3 separate regions of the Homo sapiens genome follow, and all the other regions are linked to region 2. A link is a loop called in an ENCODE intact Hi-C map of the cell type or tissue named here. Cell type or tissue: HCT116. All regions are shown on one strand.

Region 1 (8,000 bases), 150 kb after region 2:
AGATCTGCAGTGAGCATTTGTGTCTAATAAAGATGCTGAAAACTGCCAACTCACCCTCATCAGAACCAGGTGAACAAAAAAAGGGGAAGGGTACTTAATGTGTGTAAGCAGTGCCAGGCAGTGACATAAGATAACTTGTTTGTACCACAAACAGTTCCAAAACATAGGCTTCATTATCTGTTTTACAAATAAGAAAACTCAAGCTCAGAAAGGCTATTTATTTACTTTTTATTATTATTATTATTATTATTATTATTATTATTATTATTATTATTAGAGATGGGATCTCACTGTGTTGCCCAGGCTGGTCCTGAATGCCTGGATTCAAGTGATCCTCCTGCCTTGGCCTCCCAAAGTGTTGGGATTATAGGCATGAGCCACCATGACCAGCCAAAAAGGCTACGTAATTTGTTTATGATCACAGCATTAAAAAAGCCATAATTTGAATTCAAGTTTATTTCTCACCTAGAAGCTTAAACTAATTCCACTATATCCGCTGCTCTGTGCGGTACTTGTTTACGAGGCAAATGAGAATAGAAATGGTTTTTTGGATCAACACCTTTAACCAGGTTGGAGTTTCCTTCTATTTTTAGTTAACTGAGAGATGTTATCATAAATGAATACTGAATCTGACAATGCTTTCTCTTGGTCTATTGCAATGAAAACATGATTTGACTTTAGGTTTTTTTTTTTGTTTTTGCTATGATATTTTGTTGTTTTTGTTTTAGTTTGTTAATGTGGTGAATTATACAGTTTGATTTTTACATTTTAAACCAATTTTGCATTCCTAGGATAAACTCCAGTTGGCTATAACATGTCATTCTTGTTATATATTGTTGGATACAATTTACTAAAAATTTGTTAAGAATTTCTGTAACTATTCTCATGATGATATTAGTCTGTAGTTTTCTTATAATGTCTTTGTCTGGTTTTATTATCCTTTATCATTTATTATAAGGTAATGCTAGCTTCACAGTGTGACATACGAAGTACTCTCTTCTTTAATTGTCTGGAAGAATTTGGGTAGAACTGGAATAATTTTTTTTGTAAATAATTGGTATGACTCATCAGTGAAACCATCTGTGCTTGAAGTTTTCTATGTGGGAAATTTTATAGCTACGAATTCAATGTTTTTAATACATACAGGACTATTTAAGTCATCTATCTCTTTTTGAGTGAGCTTTGGTAATTTACATCTCTCAAGGAATGTGCCCATTTCATCTAAGTTGTCAAATTTATTGGCATAAAATTGTTCACAATAGTCCTTTATTATCTTTTAATATCTGTAGAATCTGTAATGATATCACATCTCTCATTTTTTCTATTGGCAATTTGTGTCTTCTGTCTTTTTTTCCTGGTCAGTATGGCTAAGATTTATTAATTTTATTAATTTTTCTCAAAGATAAATATTCTCTATTGTTTTTCAAGTATATATTTTATTAATTTCTTTATTATTTCCTCTCTTCTACTTACTTTGAAATTAATTTGCTTTTTAAGAAATCGTTTGTTTCCTGAGTTGGAAAGTGAAGTCATTGATTTAAGACTTCTCTTCTTTTCTGATATAATTTAGTGCCCTAACTTTCCCAAGTACTACTTTAGTGTCATGTCATAAATTGTTATCTGCTGCATTTTCATTTTAATTCTGTTGAAAACACTTTTGAATTTCTCCTTTGAATTCTTTTTTGATTTATGAGGTTTTTTAGAAGTGTGTTGTTTGATTTTCAAAGATCTGGATTTTCTAGAATTTTTTTTGTTACTGATATCTAATTTAATTTCATTAGATGAGAGAACATTTACTGTATAAGTATTCTTATTTTCAACGTATTGAGACTTCTTTTATGGCTAATTATATGATCTATCTTAGTAAATGCTCTGTGTGCACTTGAAAAGAATGTGTATACTGCTATTGTTATGTGGAGTGTTCTATAAATGCTAATTAGGTCAGGTTCATTAACAGTGTTGTTCAGGTCCTCTTCTATATCTCTGACAATTTTTCTGTCAACTTGTTCTTTTCATTATTAATAAAGAGGTATTGAAATCTCTAACATGCTTGTGGCCTGGCTATTTGTCCTTGTAGTTCTATCAGTTTTTGCATTACATGTTTTGAAGCTCTGTTATTAGGCACATAAGTGTTTATAATTGTTATAACCTCTTGAATTGACCCCTTTATCATTATGAAATGATCTTCTTTATTTCTGTTAATTACTTTGTTCTCAAATCTACTTTGTCAGATATCATTATAGCCATCCCAGTTTTCTTTGGATTAATGTTCCCATTAGCATAGTGTTAGCATCCTTTTTTCAATAGTTTTACTCCAATTTGGTGAGAATTAGAAATCTTCTGGACATTTTTTTTTCTTTTTTAGAGTCTGATTCTAAAAGACAATTGACATTGCCTTTCCTTGGTCTCAGCTACATGGGATACAGTGGAGGTGGGAGGACTTTTCAGGTTCTTCCCAGCCTGTGACACTTCATATCAGTGGGCCTGGTGAGGCTAGGATAGCTCCGTAAGTTCCCATACAGTTAGTTACCTACTAGAGTTAGAATATTTGACCTATGAACCTCATCCCACCTTTTACCCTATTTGCTTCTGAATCTTCATATTCAGCCCAAGAAAACTCTCTCATTTTCCTGATTGGTCTCACTCTTCTAACTGTAATCATGGCATATCTAATTAGACAGTACCCAAAGGTAGTATAGGGAACAGGGTGGGGGCCCTTTTATTTGAAGTGAGCTTACAATCATGGGAGAGATTCAGCTGTGAGTGCAGTCAACTCTAAATGATCAACTGGTTGAGATACAACATAAAAAAGAAATTGGAGTTTACTGAGGTAGTGAGGCTGGGGAGGAAGAGAAAGGTAACAAGGTGCCCTGAAGACAATTAGTTAATAACTACAGATATTTATCTTTCTGTCTTGAGAGAGCTAAAAGCACTACCCAGGAGTAAATATTTGTCAGATGTTGGCATCAGCCAATGCTTCTTCTAAGCTCCTCTTCAGCCATTCATCAATGTGATGCAAGCTCTCTAGTGGCCATGGCTCCAGATCTTCTCTTCTCATTGGAACTCGCTTTTCGCCTCACCTACTTCTACCCACATGTGCATTGCTGCATTCTCTGACTTCATCTTAAAGTTGTCTCTCATTCTTCCCACTAAACTGCTGGAAACAGAGATAGTACAAACCTTACTCCCCAACCCTGAAACCCCAATGTATCTTGATGAGTACTTGTCCCATCCTTTTGCAAGGCCAGTGGGGCTCTGCTGCCACCTAACTTTTCAGACCAGCAGCACACCTTGCAGACCAGAGATTGCAAACTCATAGCCCCAGGCCAAGTCTGTCCTTCAAGGGTATTTATTGGACGATACATTGTACTTCTATCTTTAATTTCAAAAACTTTAAAAGTCAGGATATTTTACATTAAAATGTTAATTTCCAGCGTATCTTGAAAAATCAGAACCCCTGGCAACACAGGATTTGTCTTTCTAAATGGCAACTCTCTTTAAATGGGCACTTGCTCTCCTGGTGGTCACAGTCACCCCCAGCTGGGTTCCCTCACATTCTTTATCTGCTTGGTCCCTATGAACATTTGGCGCTGTTATTTCTGCTGCAGATGGAAACTTGTGCAGGATAAATATGGGCAGATGCTTTTTTTCCTCTTTGTTGGATGTCACAAACATAATGTCCAGATGTAAGAATTATTTTTAAGAGAGCAGGCGTATAAGACATTTGGACTAAATTATAAACTGTAATGACAAAACTCATCATTTTGCTTTGAGAAATATTGCTTTAAGCCATTTCCTTTAGGCTGCTCACCTGCCTCAATTCTCAGAACTATGATTCGGCCCTGTGTTCATCCTTCAGAATTTTTATGTTTAAAAGATTTGTTTGAAAACACTTAAATACTGACATACAAACTTTTTTTGGCCACAGCATTTTAAACGAAAATAGTATGGAAAGTACATCCCAAGGAAATTCTGAACCTTAAGAAAATGCATATTTTACCACATGTTTTCAATTATTTTGGAATGAAGTTGAAGCTGTGGAGACCAAGCTTGGCACTGGGAACCATTGGCCTGGTCACCATCCCCACAGCTTTCATCATATGACACACAACAGCCTTCCAAACAGAGCCTTCTGAGGTCAGCTTCCAAGTGTCATCTGGCCCAGTCCAGGCCTTTTACAAAGAGAGGAAAATATGTATTATCTACCCTCAAGCTCATGCCCCAGTGAATAAACCAGGATGTGAGATTCAGATGCTTCATTTGTCCTGCACATTGACTCTCAGAGGTGCCAGCTACCTTCCCACCATCTTCCAGGTTTCATTCTTCATTGGAAACAGAAAAGCCTATTAGGGTAAAACTTTATTTTTCTACATGTGTTGGCTTTGAGAGATGGTTTACTTTGAACACCCACCTAGGTTGAATGAGAGTCTTCCCTGACTCAAAAATGGCACAGTATTATTTATGGCCAAGTACAAAGTTTCTTTGGATGAATTATAGCAGAGATTCCATGAACCAACACCACATTCAAGGGACACTCGAATGGTCGAGTAGCAGTCGATTTAGTGTGTGCCAGGAGATCTCAAAGAGTCACTCCTTTAGATGTGTAGGGGAAGAATATTTTTTCTTCAACCCCCATAGGTTCTTAGTTGGAATGGACTCCTTAGAACTAAAGACAGATTAACAAGAGAAAAACAAACAGAAGCTTATGAACATGTATGTCTTGTATATACATGACATATAAGACACCCAGAGAATGAGTAATTCTCCAAGAGGTAGCCTTGATTTCAGCTTATATAGAGTCTTCAACAAAGAACAGTTAATTTTTAGAGAAGTGACAAAACAAAAAAAAAAGGACAAAACAAAGGAAAAGTTGCTAGGGGCAGCAACTAGTAAAAGGCAAATAAATGGCAGACGAAGGCTAGTTAGCAAAGCTTGCTCCTATAGATTCTTCTGGTACCATCTCCAGACAACAAAGGTCTAAAGTTGTGTTCAGTGGTTAACCTTCACTCTCTCTGGTAGAAGCGCGGCAGGACACCTTTTGTCTTTGCAAACCTATGTCCCACTTTAGGCAAATCGAGGTGGGGCAGAGAGCTCTCCTGCATCTGCTTTCTCTTGTCTTTAGTTCAACAAACCTTCATGTTCTGGGCTGCATGTTCTGGTCTCCCACAAACAGATGGCATTCCAGCCACTCCTCAAGAGGCCTGGCAGTTCTGCAGAAGTGTTCGTGGGCTGCCTCAAGGAGGAAAAGCCAAGAATGAGGGCTCAGCCCCCAACCCAGGCCTCAACTAAAGCAGCTCTGTCTTCATCTGATTTAATATTAGCCTTTAGAGTAATGTTTCGTTTAAAGAAAAAAATCCATGAACGAAACATTCAAAAACCACTGCTTAGGTACAGATAATATTTGGACACCTGAATACACTCCCACAAAAACTGTTGTTGTTTTTGAGACACAGTCTCACTCTGTCCCCCAGGCTGGAGTGCAGTGGCATGATCTCGGCTCACTGCAACCTCCGCCTCCTGGGTTCAAGCTATTCTCTTGCCTTAGCCTCCTGAGTAGCTGGGATTACAGGCATGTGCCACCGCACTCAGCTAATTTTTTGTATTTTTTAGTAGAGACGGGGTTTCACCACGTAGGCCAGGATGGTATCGATCTCCTGACCTCGTGATCCACCTCCCTCGGCCTCCCAAAGTGCTGGGATTACAGGTGTGAGCCACTGTGCCTGGCCTTTATTGTTTTTAAACAGCATGCAAGACCTACTATAACCATCCCTCACTCTTAGAGCTATTTCTTTCCTGAATTTAGTCATGGAAGTCCAGATTGACGTGTAAGGCTGCTTCTATTGAGAGACTGCTACCAGGCTCACAGTGTCAAATTTCCACTATAGCTTCAATTAATTATATATTTTTTGAGATTTTCATGTTTAACACCAAGCTACAAATATGAAATTTAAGAAAGATTACTGACATACAGAAAATAACATGAACAAAGTTTCTACGTATCTGACTCATGTTTAAGTCACATCTAATACTCAAAGTCCCTCAATTCATCATTCTAACAAAGGGAATGGCAACAAATGCACACACATTTGGATTTCTGATCACCTGGCCCACCACTGAAAACATGAAAACACTAGGTTACTTCTGAGTTGAGAACCCGACTAATCTGTTAAAAATGTGAATCCTCCTGTAAGTTGCCCCAACAAGCCGTTCTTCAGCTCTAGCTCCTTAATAAGGCGAAGCAGAAAGCTGAGCTCCGAATCCCAAGGGATGCGTCATTTCGGGCCAATGGGATGCCACTATGTGGTTTATTTGTTTTTTTGTTTTGTTTTGTTTTGAGACAGAGTCTTGCTCTGTCACCCAGGCTGGAGTGCACTGGCACAATCTTGGCTCACTGCAACCTCCACCTTCCAGGTTCATCAATTCTCCTGCCTCAGCCTCCCGAGTAGCTGGGACTACAGGCACATGCCACCGCATCTGGCTAATTTTTGTATTTTTAGTAGAGATGGGGTTTCACCACGTAGGCCAGGATGGTATCGATCTCCTGACCTTGTGATCCGCCCACCTCAGCCTCCCTAAGTGCTGGGATTAGAGGCGTGAGCCACCACACCCAGCCCTACGTGTTCTGTAACTGTTTCTCAAGTCCAAAACTAGAACCCTTGGTCTAACACATTTTCCTGTGTCTTGGGGAATATTTATGCTGAATATTTAAAATCTGGACTGTTTAGAAAGTTCTGATTGCACTTCCACCAAAAGCCCAGTGTCCCAGTGGGTAATACGGAAAGCCAGAAGACAAAAAAAGATGGGCGCCCCAGCAGCAGGGCAGACATATACATCGCGTGCCTCACCACTCACTCACCCTGAGTGCTGAGCTTCACCACTGCTTCTTCCCACAGGTAGCGGAACTGGGGACAGGTGTTGGATAATGTATTCGTCCCTTCTCACATTGTTATAAAGAGCTACCTGAGACTGGGTAGTTTATAAAGAAAAGAGGTTTAACTGACTCACAGTTCCACAGGCTGTACAGGAAGCATGGATGGGGAGGCTTCAGGAAACTTACAAATAAGGCTGAAGGTGAAGAGGAAGCAGGCATGGCCTTCACATGGCCAGGAGATGGGGGGTGGGTGCTATACACTTCTAAACAAGCAAGTCTAGGAGGATGGTGCTAAGCCATTAGAAACCATCCCCATGATCCAATAACCTCCCACCAGGTCCCACCTCCAACACTAACGGTCACAACTCGACATGATATTTGGGTGGGGACATGGAGCCAAACTACATCCACTACATTGGGAAAATGCCCTGAGCTGCTCAGAAACACCATCAGGACTTGGGCTTAGGAGCCAGTTTCTAAAACTATGCCACAACGCAGAAGATCCTATACGATTTCTTTCCAACAGAATCAATATTTCTCACTTTATTTTCCTTTTTGCCAATGTATAAGTTTCTCTTCAATATTTTCTATGTGACCCAACCCCACTTAATTCTGTAAACATTTCTGTTTGACTTTAGCAGACACTCACCACACACAAAGCAACAATAACATGCACACAGGGTGGGCTGAGAGAAGCACTGATACAGAAGAGCACAGGACAAACCAAAGGATGGAGGCTCCATGGACCCCCACTGCCTGGGTGACAGCGGCTGGAAGGCAGAGGCTATGGACAAACGGAAGGCCTCTGGAGGCCCCTTTCCCAAACCACAGCCAATCACCAATTTCTACCTGTGTTTAAGGTTGTTCATGTTCTTCTTATCGTAAAGGATGAGTGTGGAAAGATGACATCCTTGAGTCCTGCTAAATCCACCCTCTGTGAGTATAGTTTCTCCATGCAGGAGTAGGCACAAATATCCCAGCCCCTACTACAGGGAGCATAGTGCAGATATCTGCATTTAGCTAGAGGCTAGTCATGTACTTTCTTAAGTCATTACATAGAATTATCAACACATAGGCACTAAGGAAACTTGTTTTGGTGAAAGTTCAAGGGGGAAAATTATCGAAGTGT
Region 2 (8,000 bases):
CTATTATAATTCCCATTTTAAACACAAACAGTTAAGCAACAAGCCCAAGGTTGTACAGCCAATTCACTGTGAAGCTAAAAGCTGATGGCAGAGTGAATTCAGTGTAGGCCTTGTTTTTTCTGACTCCAATAGTTATGCTCTGCTCCGTCCACTCTGGGTGGCTTCTGCAACAAGGATCCCAGCTCAGAGTCTGCCACAAGGGTCAGGAACCCTCATGAGAGAGCCTGTGCTGCCCATCATGCCCTAGGACAGACAGTTGACCCTGGGGCCAAGAGCTCTGCACAAGGACCTAGAGGCACCCCTGGTTAATGACATGCTTTCAGTGATGCTGGCAAGCTTTGGAAGTGGCAAAGAAAAATGATGCCCTGGGGAGCCAGCAGGATCACTGTGGTCACTTGCAAACATGTGAGATGCTGGGAGCCCTTTGTATAGAAGCAAGGGACTGCGTGGAAGGAGTGGGAGGTAGTGGGGATTCAGAAATGGAACTTGTGTGCCCAGAGGCTGTCGGCAATCCCATTGAAGCCAAAGCCACCGTGGCCTAGGGAAAAGTGACTTCCGTCTTTCCTTTTTAGGTAAATTGATGTGGGGCTATTCAGGGCACCCCCGCCTCCAATTCCACACATTGTGTAGGCAGCTCATGGCCTCAGGCATGGATGGGGCTTGAAACCCAGCCCAAGCATTATTTGCCAAGCAGGGTGTCGGCAGAGCTGTCTCCACCTCGCACTGGGCCTTTGACCTCATACCCTCCCCTCCCTACCTGCTCCTGCAGCTCCAGCCACGCTGGCCCCCTTGCTACTCCTCCAAGGATGAGGCTTACCCTGGATGCAGGGTAAGAGCCTGCATCTCTGGCTCTTCTCTCTGCCTGGAAAACTTGTTCCTATCTCCCAGGTCAAGTCCTTTTCCAATGCCTCCTTCTCTAGATCATCCTGTGAACAATTACAATCCCAATCCTCCCACCCACTCCCCTTAGGGGAACAGCGATCTGTGTTTATTAATCTGTTCCAAGGACCTAGAACACTCCTGGAAAATAGTAGCTCTCAGTAAATGTGTTGCATTGAGCAAAATCACTAAATGGGCGAACAGTGGATTTAGTTTTACAATGGAAGAACTAAAGCCTGAGAGGCAAAGTGACTTTGACCAAGATCGCTTACAGATTTTCTTTCCCCTAAGTGCCCTAACTTCCACAGCTAGCCTTGAAGTCCTTCAGTTCAGCCCAAACAAAACTCTCCCCCAGTGATGCTAATCTCAGATAGGTACAGATCTGGTAAAGCAACTGGAAAAAGGTAGGAATCACAAATAAGCATAACTCAGGCAGTAAGTTTTAGACACATATGCAATGCATGAGAAATAAAACTATCTCTTCTGAGCAGCAGGCAGATTCGTATACCTTCTCTTTCCTACCCTCCCAAGAACAACTATTCAAAAACAACAAAGCCACCAGGAGGCCAAGTCCCCAGAAACCACATGATTTAATAGCTCAGATCCATCTCTAACCCATCCCCTCCTCTCTGTAAACAGCCCCACACTGGCAGAGATCATTCCAAGCGATGAGACGAAGCGAGCTGCCCCAGGGAATGTTCGAAACCACAGCTTGTTAGGAATGCCCAATACAGTGAACACCTCTGTGAAATATTTCCCTCTCTCACCAAGCATTTGCAGAGAACAAACAGACAATACATAATTTTGGAGCAGATTTATTTTTTTCCATGATCTTTGCTCTCTTTTAACAAGCAACCTGTTGTGTATGTTAGCTTAAAATAAAATCAAATCCTGACAATGATTATCAAAATCTAGAACCCCAAGTATAAAAGCTATCTCTCAGTAAGCAGTATTCTGGGATTTCAAATACAAGGTCCATAGATCCTCAAGGGATCCTTGCATGGAATTCAGTGGTCTGTGGACCCTCTAAAATTGTATACAAACTTTTGTGGCTATATGAATATCCACACAGTCTTTGAAATTCAAAATTAGGTACCACATTTTAATACCTTATCAAAATTTTTGATACCAAAACCTAATTTACAACATATTAAATTTTCTCTTGTGGGGGTGCTGTTATCAAGACACAATACCCTAGCTAAATAAACATTTAGTTTGGTTAACCACACAGAGGACATAATAAATTAATTTCCCAATTGCTATTCCATGCTGTTGACAAAATTATCAGTTTGGTCTTTAACTCTCTCTCTCTCTCTCTATCAGTTAGCCTTGTGCAAAACACTATTTTGCAAAGCAGATATTTTTAACCACACTTTGCAGATGTGAAACCTGAGACTCAGAGAGGTAGTAAGTTATTGGGGCCCTCCGCTGGTAAATAGAGGGACCAAGATCCTAAAACCAGCCTATTGGGTCCTGAAGCCTGTGTCTCTTCAGTGAGGCAAACCACTATCTGTTGAAATTTATAATTTGTTTCCTGAAATGAAGAATTTCAGTCCAAGATTTTCCTTTAGTGGTGGGATGGTTAAACAAGTATATTTCACACCAGCAATTACATTCGTGAAATATTTTTAAATATTGGTGGTTCTGACATGGTAAAAGTCGTTATAATGTATTTTTTCTAATTTTAGCTCTGAACAATCAATTAATGGCAGCCTAAAATGCGGCTGTAACCCAGTTTAGAACTTTCCAAGAATCCTCCCATTGGAGCCAGATGAAGCAGCCTAATGTAGCAAATGAGAACTTCTGAGTCCAGAGCGGGGCAAGCTCCAATCTGCCAATAGCCTTGCCAAGAGAGCTGGAGGAAGTGGGGGAGTCACGTAACCGCCTACCTCCTCTTTCCCAAAACAGGAGCCACATACCAACCTCTCAGCAGGGTGGGTTGGGGCCACAAGACTTAGGGCCTACCTCTCCTCGGTGGCCAATGACATTTAAAGAAAACAGTTGACTGCATCTGTGAAGATGTCATAACGTGGAGCTTCCCTGGGAGAAAATAATTTGGGAAGGGAGGGAGACATTACTGATATCTTTAAAACACAGAGTGTTCAAAATGAGAGAACCACGTGCTTCTCTCCATACCACTGGGGTGGTTTTGGTGCCCGTCTTTGGTGTGCATTGCGGGTCTTTGTGGGGCCTGTGGTAACAACTCATGATTCATCAACTACAAGTTACCATCACAATTTCCAAGTCATTGGGAAGTATTTCATCCCCCAGAGCGGCAATTTTCTCCATCAGCAAGAGAATCAAAAGGAAGTGGGAACATCTGGCTCGATATGAAAGCCTGAGAGTGCCCCGACATACACAGGCTACGGAGAAGTCGGCCCCTTGCAGATATTGGAAAGCAAAGCTCCGTCTACCTTCGCCAGCCACAGTTTCCAGCATCGCTTCCAAAAATCAATCTTGCATATTTGCTGGCGGACCCACTTCTAAGTGATTGGATTCTAGCACACTCCAATCAAGCATCAGCTTTGGTTCTTATGACGCAGTCACTAACATCACACACGACCAAAACAGCAGGGCGCTCTCTCAAGTCTCCTCTTACTGTGCCATCGTGGGGAACAGTCTCATGTGAGTGCAGGCGTGGGCCGGCTTCCCTTAGTTGGGAAGGGAGGGAGATATTATTCATATCCTCTCCACAGTGCACTCGCTTCTTCATGCTCATGTAGAAACACAGACATGTGCCTGTGGCTAGAACTCTTATCCAGGTTGATTTAACCTAGAGAAATGACGCTTTAATGTCACCATCAAAAAGCTAACCAATAGTTCTTAATGGAGGGATTACTGCCCCCTAGAGAGCATTTTGGAAATGTGTAGGGGCTTTATTTTACTTTATTTATGTATTTATTTGAGAGGGAGTTTTGCTCTTTCGCCCAGGCTGGAGTGCAGTGGCACGATCTCGACTCACTGCAACCTCCGCCTTACGGTTTCAAGTGATTCTCCTGCCTCAGTCTCCCGAGTAGCTGGCATTACAGGCTTCCACCACCACGCCTGGCTACTTTTTGTATTTTTAGTAGAGACAGGGCTTCACCATGTTGGCCAGGCTGGTCTCGAACTCCTGACCTCGTGATCCACCCACTTGGGCCTCCCAAAGTGCTGGGATTACAGGCGTGAGCCACCGCGCCTGGCCCTGTTTTACTTTATTGATAGTCATGAAGATGGGGTGTGACCTCATTTAGTGGGTGGAGGCCTGGAATACTAGAGGGCCCACAATGCAGAAGACGATCTTGTGGAACTTTTCAATGTCCCACCAGACAGTTATGCAGGTGACAAACTTGTTTATAATTTTCTGAGCCTGGAACCCAACTCCACTTTTACATATAACTACAAATTATTTACAGTTAGGATGGAGAATCACTCTTCTAGCACATAATTAGGGGTTCTAGGAATGTCTGGTGTCAGCCAGGAAAGGGTCCAAGCTCTGAAACGAAATCATCAGGCTTTGAAATTGGGCTCTTCCATTTACCAATCTGTGCCTCAGTTTCCTCCTCTGTCAAATGGGGCTCACAACAGCACCTGCTTCATGAGATGTGAGAATTAAATTAATGCATATTAAGCCCTTAGAACAGTGCCAGTTGTTTCTCACCTTGTGACAACGAAAGAAATATTAGAAAAATATTCAGTATAATCCCATTCCTCTGAAACAGCATCCAAATGTCACCTGTTAGTAACATCTCTAAGATGAGAGAATGTTCTAATTTAACACTGCTATTTTCCTTCAAGGTGGCAAACAACAATCATTCACATTTTTACATCTTTTAGTAGAGTTCTTGATTTAGTAAAAATCAGACTTAGGTCAAGTTGGACATTACTGAACTGCTGGCCACACTGCAAGCCCAGGTTAGAGCTGGAGTCAGTCCCAGAGAGACTGGAAGGAGAAAGTATCCCACACTCATTTTAAAGTAAATAAAAAGATTCTCAAGTATATTTCTCCATCTTTCAATATTTTGAGCATTTTCAGACACTTAGAGAGTGTGAGCAAAAATATTTAATCTTTAAGTTAACAGAGGGGCTTAAAAACAATAAGATACTGCAGCAATCTGAGGACTGAGGGGCTTCAGGATGACTTTAAGAAGAGACTTCTGCAGAGCTCAGATGCTCGATACGCAAAGGAAATCTGTCGGAGCGGCGTCCAGCTAGCTCCGTGCGTGCACAGACACTTGAGCATTATTTTCCTGGCACTCAGCAATTCATTCCCCAGACCTGAGAACATCATCTAAATCTTAATTGACGCCATAGCTACACTTGACTGGGAGAGGAAGACGAGTCCAGGCTCCATATGTATGTAAATCACATATTATAATTGGATCTGTAATTCTCATTCCCTTATTCACTTTTTCTAATTTAATTCACAATAATATATAGATATAAGGTATAGGTTATTGTAAATTAAATTAGATATATAATATGTGTGTTTAGATACAGAGAGACAGAGACAGTGTGTACCATTTTATAATATGAGAGCTCTGCATCTTCTAAGACCTGAGGAAGGTCATCCCAGCTTTCTGTCAGGAAAGGAAACAGCACTTCTCAAAAAATAGAAAGGTAACATGTTCACCTAGTGCTCCAGCACCTCATCCATTCTGGGGATGCTGTAGCTGCCATTTTTTTTTTTATAATTGACTTCCCCCTATACTCAGTTACTTCTAGAATGGGACTCAGCAAACCTTTCCTTAGAAAGAGAGAAATAGTAAATATTTTAGGCTTTGTGGACTGTCTCTGTGTCTCTGTTTTCTTCCCTTTTTTTTTTTTTGAGACAGAGTCTCACTCTGTCGCCCAGGTTGGAGTGCAGTGGTGCGATCTCCGCTCACTGCAAGCTCCACCTCGTGGGTTCACGCTATTTTCCTGCCTCAGCCTCCCGGGTAGCTGGGACTACAGGCACCCGTCACCATGCCTGGCTAATTTTTTTTTTTTTTTGTATTTTTAGTAGAGACGGGGTTTCACCATCTTAGTCAGGATGGCTCAATCTCCTGACTTCGTGATCCGCCCGCCTCGGCCACCCAAAGTGCTGGAATTACAGGTGTGAGCCAGCCACCGTGCCTGGCCTTTTTTTTTTTTTTGGCAGAGTCTTGCTCTGTCACCCAGGCTGGAGTGCAGTGGCATGATCTCGGCTCACTGCAACCTCTGCCTCCTGGGTTCAAGTGATTCTCCTGCCTCAGCCTCCTGAGTAGCTGGGATTACAGGTACACACCACCACACCCTGCTAAGTTTTGTATTTTTAGTGGAGACTGTGTTTCACCTTGTTGGCCAGGGTGGTCTTGAACTCCTGACCACAAATAATCTGCCCGCCTTGGCCTCCCAAAATGCTGGGAATACAAGCGTGAGCCACTGTGCCCGGCTTCTTCTTCTTCTTCTTTTCTTACAACCATTAAATTTTAAAAAATCATTTCTGCTAGATGTAGCTTGTGACATAGTTTACCAACCCCGGCTTTAGAATGGGCCTAATAGTATTGCCCAGGATGGATTCAGCTCACGTGAAGGCTTGCATTCTTTGGCAGAGCATGATATGGAGCTGGAGAGGAGGGGAGAGGAGAACAGAAGGCAAGGTGGGAAAGGACACCTGGCAGAGACAACATCTGGATCCTGAACCTGGAGGAGAAATCCACTTATATCTCACTTTAGATTTGCCAGCTGCTTTTATTTTTATTTGGACTTACAGAAAGGTGAGGCTGGGTGTGGTGTCTCATGCCTGTAATCCCAGCACTTTGGGAGGCCGAGGCAGGTGGATCACGAGGTCAGGAGATGGAGACCATCCTGGCCTACATGGTGAAACCCCATCTCTACTAAAACACAAAAAAAATTAGCTGGGAGTGGTGGTGTGCGCCTGTAGTCCCAGCTACTCGGGAGGCTGAGGCAGGGGAATCACTTGAACTGGGAGGCAGAGATTGCAGTGAGCTAAGATCACGCCACTACACTACAGCCTGGGCAACAGTGAGACTCCGTCTCAAAAAAAAAAAAAAAAAAAAAGAAAGAAAGAAAGGAAGGAAGAAAGAAAGAAAGAAGGAAAGAAAGAAAAAGAAAGAAAGAAAGAAACAAACAAACAAAAAGAAAGGTAAGAGGCAAGAGGATTGGGAAAGAATTCTCCATGTATAGTGACCAGCCTTGAAAAACAGAATTAATACCTGCTGTTGGAGAAAAGGGCAGGCAAACTTACTGCCCATCATGAAAGATTTGGGTTCTCTGAGCTCAGGGATCTCCTCCTATAATGCAAGTCACTATGTGAATAAGTGTCATCTGGCCTTCTTCACACGCCCTATGGAAATTGGGGCTCAGGACAGATATGAACAACTGCTGATACTCTGCCTACTGCTATTGCTGTGAGTATTAAAGTCTTATGTTTCTGACCCAGGCATCTCATGACTGTCTACGCCTGTGCCTTGAACAGGAAGAATCTACAGAGAAAGGAACTAGGAATCAAGGAAGCATCCCCCAAAACATTCTGTGCCATCTTCAGATTCTCTTATGTTAATGAAACAATTTTATATAATTCTCAGGTTTTCCTCTTCAAAAGATTCAGAAGGCTGTGAGACATTTGAGAGCAATGACTATATTTTGTTTACCTTTGTGTCTGGCTTGGAATCTAAAACAATACCTAGCATAATATGGATATTTAGTAAAGAAAGAGAGGAAAGAAGGAAGGAAAAAAGGAAGGAAGGAAAGGGGGAGGGGAGGAAGGAGGAAGGATACGGAGAGCGAGGGGGAAGAAAGGAAAGAGGAAGTGCTCACTTATGTAAATACTGTTATAAGAATTTTCTATGACTATTCAATTTTTCAAAACACAGAGAAAAATCAGATATTTATAGCTCTGCCACTTTAAAGCATCAGATGAATTTATCTATGTCTTTCTTTACCCACAGGTTGAGAAGAAAATACGGGAGTGAACTGTAGCAATAAACGGTTTGTGGGTAATTTTGGTACTTTAATGTGGCTTCTAAAATGTGTACTACATGACTTAGGAAGGAATATTTAAGGAGCCCAGCTGCACTAACGTGGGTTGCTATTGTGTTATTACTAAAATAGCTGAGAGAGACTCTCTGTGCAGTCACCCTAAGTGAGTTATTTTGAGT
Region 3 (8,000 bases), 250 kb before region 2:
TGTCTCTGCTCAATGATTTATGTTCCAGCTGACTCACATAAGACCAGTGTGTGTGTTCTCAGTAGATCTGCTCATTTTACTGGACTATACTTTTGGACTAAAAACAAAAAAAAAAAAACCTTTAAAACAATTACTACTTTGATTATTGGGGAAAGTATTTGTTGAACATACCATGGTGTTCTCTTAGTAGCCTATAGGAATGGGGTGCCCAGTGACTGGTTGGGTAGCTCCAGCTAATCTACAAGTGGATATTCCTTTTGGTTAGATTCAGGACGTTGGAACCAGGTGTCTGCCATTTCAGCATCTCCAAAGGCTATTGATTTATGTGTTCTTGAAGGGCATGCTGAATTGTGATATTAGATTTTGTTTTTATGTCTTAGTGTTGAAATGTTAGCCTAGCTGGGAATTTTCCAATCTAATAAAATTAGTCAGAATTGGTGATGGGGTTAATGTATATATGGAGGAAGAATGCTTGGGAACTAACTGCCTTACACAATTAAAGAGGTGCTCCTTAGCCTAACTGGATCCCCAAATGAGGGCTTACAATGTGGTTAGTGGCATATTCTAAAAGAGGGCAAGGTGGTAGTCACATGATCCATAACCCTTGTTTCCAAACATACCAGCTCTTATTTGATATACAAGCAAAATTTTAAACACTAAGTATTGATCACCAGAATACACTGCTTTGGGAAAGTTTATAGTGAGGGCATTTCTTGAGATTAACTGGCTTAGCAAGAGATTTCTCAAAACTGATTAATGTAGCAAGTAAAAAAAACAACAGACACAGAGGATAGCAGCGATGGTGTAGCATGGCCAGGCTTTGTCTGGAGGAGCAAGGCTTAGACATGGAAGAAAAATTAGGACCCAAAATAGAAATCAGTTAATGATTCATTGTAAAGGCAAGGAAAGCCCGTCTTTTCAACATTACAGTGAAAAAGCTTTCTGGAGGAGAGTTATAAATAGCACATAATGTCTCTCTGCTATATTTTTATACTGACCTTTAGCTCTTTCCTGAGAATATATAGTTTTGGCCTAAAGGGGACAAAAGGAAATAGATAAAAAGGGACACTGTAAAACATCCAAGATTTCTGGCGGGCAGTCTCACAACATGGAATGTTTTATTTTAATTTCTTGAGACCTTTTGGTATGAAATGTGGGGAGGAATATGTGGTTAGAGTATTGATACCCTTGGGGGAAAAATGTCCTTACTAGAATTAGTTACCAAGAAATGCATGTTTGAAGCTCAGCAGCTAATTGTTGAGGCTCAGGGTCTGAAGACCTCATGTGCATGATGGCAAACTCTAAGTGGTCTACTGTCTAACCACTTTTGTGTCCTGCCCTCTTTAAGAAAAGGAAGTGCCCAACAAGCCCTTGCGTGTGCGTGTCCGGTCCTCAGATGACAGGCTGTCCGTTGCGTGGAAGGCACCACGCCTGTCTGGAGCCAAGAGTCCACGCAGATCACGGGGTTTTCTCCTGGGCTACGGGGAGAGTGGCCGGAAGATGAATTATGTTCCACTGACAAGAGATGAACGGACACACGAAATTAAAAAGCTAGGTGAGTTTCATATTCATTGGTATTCAATGTTTCCATGGTCTTTGGGATCATTTCAATATTTAGAAGCTCATTCATGACAGAGCATTATATTTTAGTTGTAATGTCCACTTGCCAGATGTTACAATGATTTGAATCTCTACTGTTTCTTCCATGTCCATCCTGGACGCCATCATTTTAACCTTCTGTTAGTGGCAGCCCCAGGCTGCCTTCCTAGTGCCTGTCAGTTGCTTCCTGATCCGACAGCACAGACTCCTTGAGTCAGGCCATTTTCCTGGACTTGAGAGTAGGGCCAGTCTTGTCATCTTGGCTGTTTTTGTCATTTTGTTCTTTGAAGCTTTGTCTTAGAATCCTAGGACACTGGGCCTTGGGTCCCATTAAGATGAGACATGGTAGCCGAGTGAAACTGCAAGTCAGGCTTTATTAGGGTTCTCTAGAGGGACAGAACTAATGGAATACACACACATATATAAAGGGGAGTTTATTAAGTATTAACTCACACAATCACAAGGTCCCACAATAGGCCATCTGCAGGCTGAGGAGTAAGGAGAGTCAGTCCAGGTTCCCAAACTGAAGAACTTGGGGTCCGATGTTTGAGGGCAGGAAGCATCCAGCACAGGAGAAGGATGTAGGCTGGGACGCTAGGCCAGTCTCTCTTTTCACATTTTTCTGCCTGTTTATATTCTAGCTGTGCTGGCAGTTGATTAGATTGTGCCCACCCAGATTGAGGGTGCGTCTGCCTTTCCCAGCCCACTGACTTAAATGTTAATCTCCTTTGGCAACACCCTCACAGACATACCCAGGGTCAATACATTGTATCTTTTTTTTTTTGAGACGAAGTCTTGCTCTGTCTCCCAGGCTGGAGTGCAGTGGCGCAATCTTGGCCCACGGCAACCTCCGCCTCCCGGGTTCAGGCGATTCTCCTGCCTCAGCCTCCCGAGTAGCTGGGACTACAGGCACGTGCCACCACACCCAGCTGATTTTTGTATTTTTAGTAGACACGGGGTTTCACCATGTTGGCCAGGCTGGTCTCGAACTCCTGAATTCAGATGATCCACCCACCTCAGCCTCCCAAAGTGCTGGGATTACAGGTGTGAGCCACTGCACCAGGCCAATACTTTGTATCCTTTAATCCAATCAAGTTGACACTCAGTATTAACCATCACACAGGCCATCCTCCCTTTTGTCCAGCCCCTTATTGGGCAAAGGAAGCACTGGCCAGGGAATGCTGATGGGAACCTTTGCTGTGACTGGAAGAGATTATGTGCTCCTTCTGGCCTGGAGGGAGTTCTGATCTTTGCAGGCCGTATTCATCCATAAGCCTGGATAGCGGACATAGGCTTGGCTCTCTGAGGGGCACGACTTGTCGACTTATCCCTCGGGCCTGATGCTTCCTGCTTGTGGAGATAGTGCCAAGAGCCGTCTCACCCCTGCTCCCTGCTTCTCTCATTGGTGAGTTGGAAGGAGCATGGGGCAAGCATAACTGGGCCCTTTCATCTCTGCCCCTCGTGGGGAAACCGGGCCACAGAGAGCACACGCAGGGCCCAGGGCTGCTTGAGCAGAGAGCCTAATTCTGGGTTCCGTGTAAAGTACACTTGCCCTATGTTCTCCAGCTTGCTTCTTACTTACTGTCATGTAAGGGGGCTTTCAGCCCCCACAAATGACTGTTCTGGCATTTCCTAATCAGTTCAGTACTCAAGCAAGGAAAAGGATGTGATTGATTGGGCCTTCTAGAAGACTCCAGTAAGATCCAGGCTCTCTTCCCTTACCTGGAGGGGCCTCTTCCCTTATCTGGAGGGGCCTCTTCCCTTACCTGGTCTCTTCCCTTGCCTGTAGGCAGGGTCTCAGCTTCCTGCCCCGTGGTGTGGAGGCTGGAGGTGGGAGCGGTGGGGAAGGTGCGTGTGCTATGTGGGGATGCGCTGCTGAGAAGGCAGCCTGGCACCCATTGCGTGGCACCTACTTAGTCTTAAAAGGTAAAATCCTTCAGACAAGGAGGGGGATGGGCAGTGTGACTGAGATGGATGAGACCAGACAAGGGCGTGGTAAAGGAGGAGAGGGGAGAGTTGCCTAGGAGGAGAGATGCCGGCCTGCACAGAGAGAAACAGGGGCTCAGGAGACAGCCAAGGCTGGCGCGGAAACAGAGCACTTGCTTGGACGGAAGCCCGGCGAGCCCACACTCCTAGGCGCTCTGAGAGCTCCTAACTCTGAGGAAGGCACAGCCATGCATTTCGGAGCCTGGATAAGCAGCTCTGTGCTCTTCAGTACCTCCGAGGCCAGCCCCCTGGGTCCAGGTAAGCTGACTCTACTTTGTGTGATGCGGGCCAAATTCTACCCCGCATATCAGCAGTTTGGATTTGATCTGGTGGAGACATTGGGTGGATGGTCACATCAGATCCCTTCCCTGATACAGCCTAGGACGTCCCTTTTCTGTTTGTTGCTGTTCAGCCACCTGCTGAAGACTGTCTTGGAGGAGCTCTGCTGCCTGGTGGGTGTTCCAGGCACGGGCTGGCCGCATGGCATTTTGTGTGTTTACATGGTCTCCACATGGTGGCGTAGGCAGCCGAGAGAGCCAGGCGCAGCGTCAAAGCCAGCCCAGCGTATGGACTCCAGCTATTCAAGCAAAAAGGAGACCAGCCACCCCTCTGTTGCAGCGGCATGTGAAATGTCAAGGGAATGCAGGAAGCAAAAGTAGAAACTCTAGAGTGATGTGCTTTGCCAAGCATGACTTTAGAATTAGCAGCAAGACCTTGAATTAGAGACTCAACCCCCTGAAGCCACAGAGTAATTTGTATACCCTTCAGTCATTCCTTCCTGAGCCACCCCTACACAGGTGAGCTGACCGTACTTTGGTGATGCGGGCCAAATTCTGCCCGGCATATCAGCAGGGAAATAGAGTCCCTGGTTTTGCATCTCCGCTGTTGCAGGGGAGCTTTGTTTCAACGGACAGCTTGCTTTGTTCTGAGCCTTCCGGGAACGGCACACACTAAAGTGGCACTTAGCATCAACAAGTGTTTCAACTGGCTGGATCTGTTGTTGTTGTTGTTTTTATTTCTTCAGTGGTGAACTGCTGGCTCACCGGAACATAGTGGAAGGATGTTTTTTGCTGCCTGAACGTGAGCAAATATTGGACCTGAGATCGGGGTGGGCTCCGGTCCCCACCTGGGTGGACCGGACAGCCTCTTGGGCTTCTGGTAAAATGAGTTAGCTCTTAAATTTTCACACATATAAAGCACTAGACTTGCTACCGTGAATGATGTAAGAGATCACCGTGAGGAGGAGGGCTCCTGGAAGCTTGCCCCGTCGCGGGGAAAAGCGGGTGCAGGATGGGGCTGAAGTGGATTCTCCTCGCGGTGTTGGAATGGACCTGCCGTGTCATGGGAAGCCTGTCTACGCACTTATCCTGCATGGGATTTTCAAGCCGTTTATACCAGAGAGGCCACAGAACCCTTGGTACTACAGAGTGGTCGCATGTTAAGGAACCTTGAGGGGTGGGCCTTATGTCCTGCAGTGGAGCGCCACTCTCCGAGCCACTCTCTGTCACTAAACACGTCTTACTGGGCATCTCATGCATCAGACGCGATCCCAGGGAGGCACCAGTGTTGAACTGACTGTCAAAGGAGGCCCCACAGAGAAGGTGGCATTTGGGCAAAGACTTGCAGCCGGAGGGGCTGTGGAACTGTCAGGGGAGAGGAGGCTGCAGGACAGGGAGCTGAGAGGGAGCAAGGGACTTCCTTCTACAAGTCACCAAGGAGCTGTGGGAGTGGGGGAGGACATTTGTGCCACGTCCATTACACACTTGAGGTCGGAAAGTGGGCAAATGTGGTGGCACTGACTGGGGGTTCCTGGGGTCACTGGGCTGATGATGTGGGGGCCATTTTGGGAATTTCAGTTTCCCCTCTTTTTTTTTTTTGTGACAGGGTCTTGCTCTGTCACCCAGGCTGGAGTGCAGTGGCGTAATCTCAGCTCACTGCAACCTCCCCCTCCCGGGTTTAAGAGATTCTCCTGCCTCACCCTCCCAAGTAGTTAGGACTACAGGCACCTGCCACCATGCCCAGCTAATTTCTGTATTTTTAGTAGAGGCAAGGTTTCACCATGTTGGCAAGGCTGGCCTCGAACTCCTGACCTCAAATGATCAACCCACCTTGGCCTCCCAAAATGCTGGGGATTGCAGGCGTGAGCCACCTCACCCGGCCATTTCCCCTCTTTATTCAGTAATCAGGGGCACAGAAAGAGGTCATCTTGACACCATTGCATGTTCATCATATCTCTATGAGGAAGAGACAGCTTGCTGGGTGGCTGTGGCCTGGTCAGCTCTGCACCCGCCCCTCCTCATCTGCAGTTATTGAGAGCCAGGCTTTGGTGCCCGCAGATCTGGGTGGGCCCGCTTCCTTGTCTGTGAAGTGAAGACAACAACAGTAGCTTCTGCGCGGGGCTTTGTTGAGACTCAATGAAGATGCGCGCGTGAGAAGCTTAGCACAGGGGAGAGCTGTCATTGTGTTTACTGCAGAATAAAACTTTTTCTTAATGATAAACTTGGGCCGAGTTTAGTTTCAAGAGTGCAGCAAATCAAGAAATCTGGGCATTAAAAAAAAATCTCAGAACTTTAAGAAATACATTGAAGGCATATACAAATTTCAGTTGTGGGAAATTATTCGTTTCTTGAGAAATGATGGGACACTGCTTTCCATTAGTTACTTACAATGTGTCCCTGGACTGTGAGGTCGAATGGCCATTTTTGTTTGTTTGTTTGTTTACTTCTGGCGAGATTCCATTGTCAATAGCACCGAGTAATGAACAGATCTGAAGTGACTCCTCCATATAGAAGCTTAGTTTGATGTTCTGTGCATTCAAGTGTTACAAACTATTCCCTCCCTTTTATAAAACATTTTAAAATCTTCTGGTAGAATAAGAGGTGAGTGCCGAGTGCCTCCGTATAAATAATTTACTCATTTATGGCTAGAGTATCACCCGCTTTCTCTCTGTAGAGAGCAGGCTGTCAAATATTATCCTCTTCCTTTGAAACCTCTGATTCTTCTACAGCAGCTCACTGTCCATAAACAGTCCCTCTGTGTGAGAATTTTGAACACAAGTCTTCTTTCACGTTTAGCACAACATGCTTGTAAAGACAAAAGAGGGATTTCCTGCTGCCATCTGAACATGTGCAGTGCCTGAAGGAGAGTGCGTGCTCTCAGCTCCCCTTAGGATCTTAGTGTCACTTCCGTTAACTTACTTAGGTCCTACCTGATATTATAACTATTGGCACTAGAAATAGGCCAGATCGCCTCATTTTTATTCTTGAAAAGATTAAAGCTGCAACAGGAGCCTTGGTCAGAGAGTCTGGAGTGAGGCATTAGCAATTTTGGATTCAGGATAGATTGTAAGTTATTAAGTGTGTGACCCTGGGCAAGTCACTCAATTGTTAGGGCTTTATGTTCTTATTTGTAAGATAAGAAGGTCAAATAAAAAATAAAAAAGGTTTTACCTGGGTCTCAGACTTTATGATTCCATAGTAATTGAGAGGACAAGTTTTGTTCCATCATTGCATTTTTTTCTTCAAGTGCAATGGCCCCTGGTATACACTGGATTGGTTCCAGCATTCCCTGAGTATACCCAAATCCGTGCAGACTCAAGACCCTGCAGAATCCACGTACAGTAAAGGCTGGCCCTCCCTGTGCACGGGTTTGGCACCTCTGGAATACAATCCTATCTGCATCTGGTTGAAAAGAATCCACGTATAACGTGGATCTGCACAGTTCAAACCTGTGTTGTTCAAGGACCAGCTGTTCAATTTTCAAGTTCAGGCTAAGTTGCATGCTAGTGGGACCCTCGGAGGGTGCGGGCAAGAACTGACTGAAAGAACCATCCAGAAATAAGGGGTACATTTAAAGTCTTCCATGTGCTGTTAGCAAATCTTCAGAGACTCTGTTTTGAGGATTTTAGTTTTGAAGGGCACAGCATTCCACAGGGAAAGAAAGACCTGGGCTACTCATGTTGCACATTGGCTATTCTTTTCTTTTCTTCTTTCTTTCTGGTGACAGATTAAAAACAGAGTAACCTCCTCTTCTCAATTTTGGAAGTAGAAAGAAATTGGGGGAATTATGTGGGTAAACGTGTTATTCTTTTCTTTTTTAAAGCATTTATCTCTTTTTGATGATTTTGTTTTTGCTTATCTCTTTTTGATGCTGATGAGGTAGAAACCTATTTTTCAGGAATTACTGGTAAAAAATCAGTTCCCTATTTTCTAACATAATAGTGTTCTTTTTGAGTTTAATTCCTGCAGTTCTTGGGCTCGCCCTTCATAGTCCTCAAGAAGTGGGAATACCCCCAGAAAGAGGAAACGGAAAAAGGGGAAGGGGAGGAGGAATGCAGAACCCCCGCTCCAGCCCCAGGGGATGTGTGTTCCTGAGAAATGGAAGTCAGAATCTCATCCCTCACTCCCTGGTCCACA

The links. A loop is a pair of places that touch in the nucleus more often than their neighbours do. Peaks named below come from ENCODE experiments on the same cell type or tissue, not always from the same donor. Only the 100,000 strongest peaks of a DNase experiment are listed, where the experiment ranks them.
Region 1: a loop joins it to region 2, with 2.3 times the contacts of the local background. A loop is called at or near these places in 3 of 110 quality-filtered maps.
Region 3: a loop joins it to region 2, with 5 times the contacts of the local background. A loop is called at or near these places in 5 of 110 quality-filtered maps.

Annotation. Positions count from the first base shown.
Region 1 is chr6:159,605,910-159,613,909 of GRCh38, forward strand. No RefSeq gene overlaps it. Among named protein-coding and RNA genes, the nearest start is that of SOD2, 83 kb to the right of the region's middle. In HCT116, a CTCF peak has its summit at 3,263; a DNase peak (open chromatin) is centred at 3,282.
Region 2 is chr6:159,459,916-159,467,915 of GRCh38, forward strand. LOC101929142 (a long non-coding RNA gene) reads left to right here and starts at 3,442. Exons shown (of 3, transcript XR_943178.4): 1 at 3,442-3,504; 2 at 6,432-6,596; 3 at 7,791-7,832. RefSeq lists an enhancer at 2,597-3,102. In HCT116, a CTCF peak has its summit at 3,700 (motif pointing left); a DNase peak (open chromatin) is centred at 3,686.
Region 3 is chr6:159,213,597-159,221,596 of GRCh38, forward strand. FNDC1 (fibronectin type III domain containing 1) reads left to right here. Exons shown (of 23, transcript NM_032532.3): 5 at 1,349-1,555. Among named protein-coding and RNA genes, the nearest start is that of FNDC1-IT1, 23 kb to the right of the region's middle. In HCT116, a CTCF peak has its summit at 4,093; a DNase peak (open chromatin) is centred at 4,095; H3K27me3 peaks cover 1,665 bases.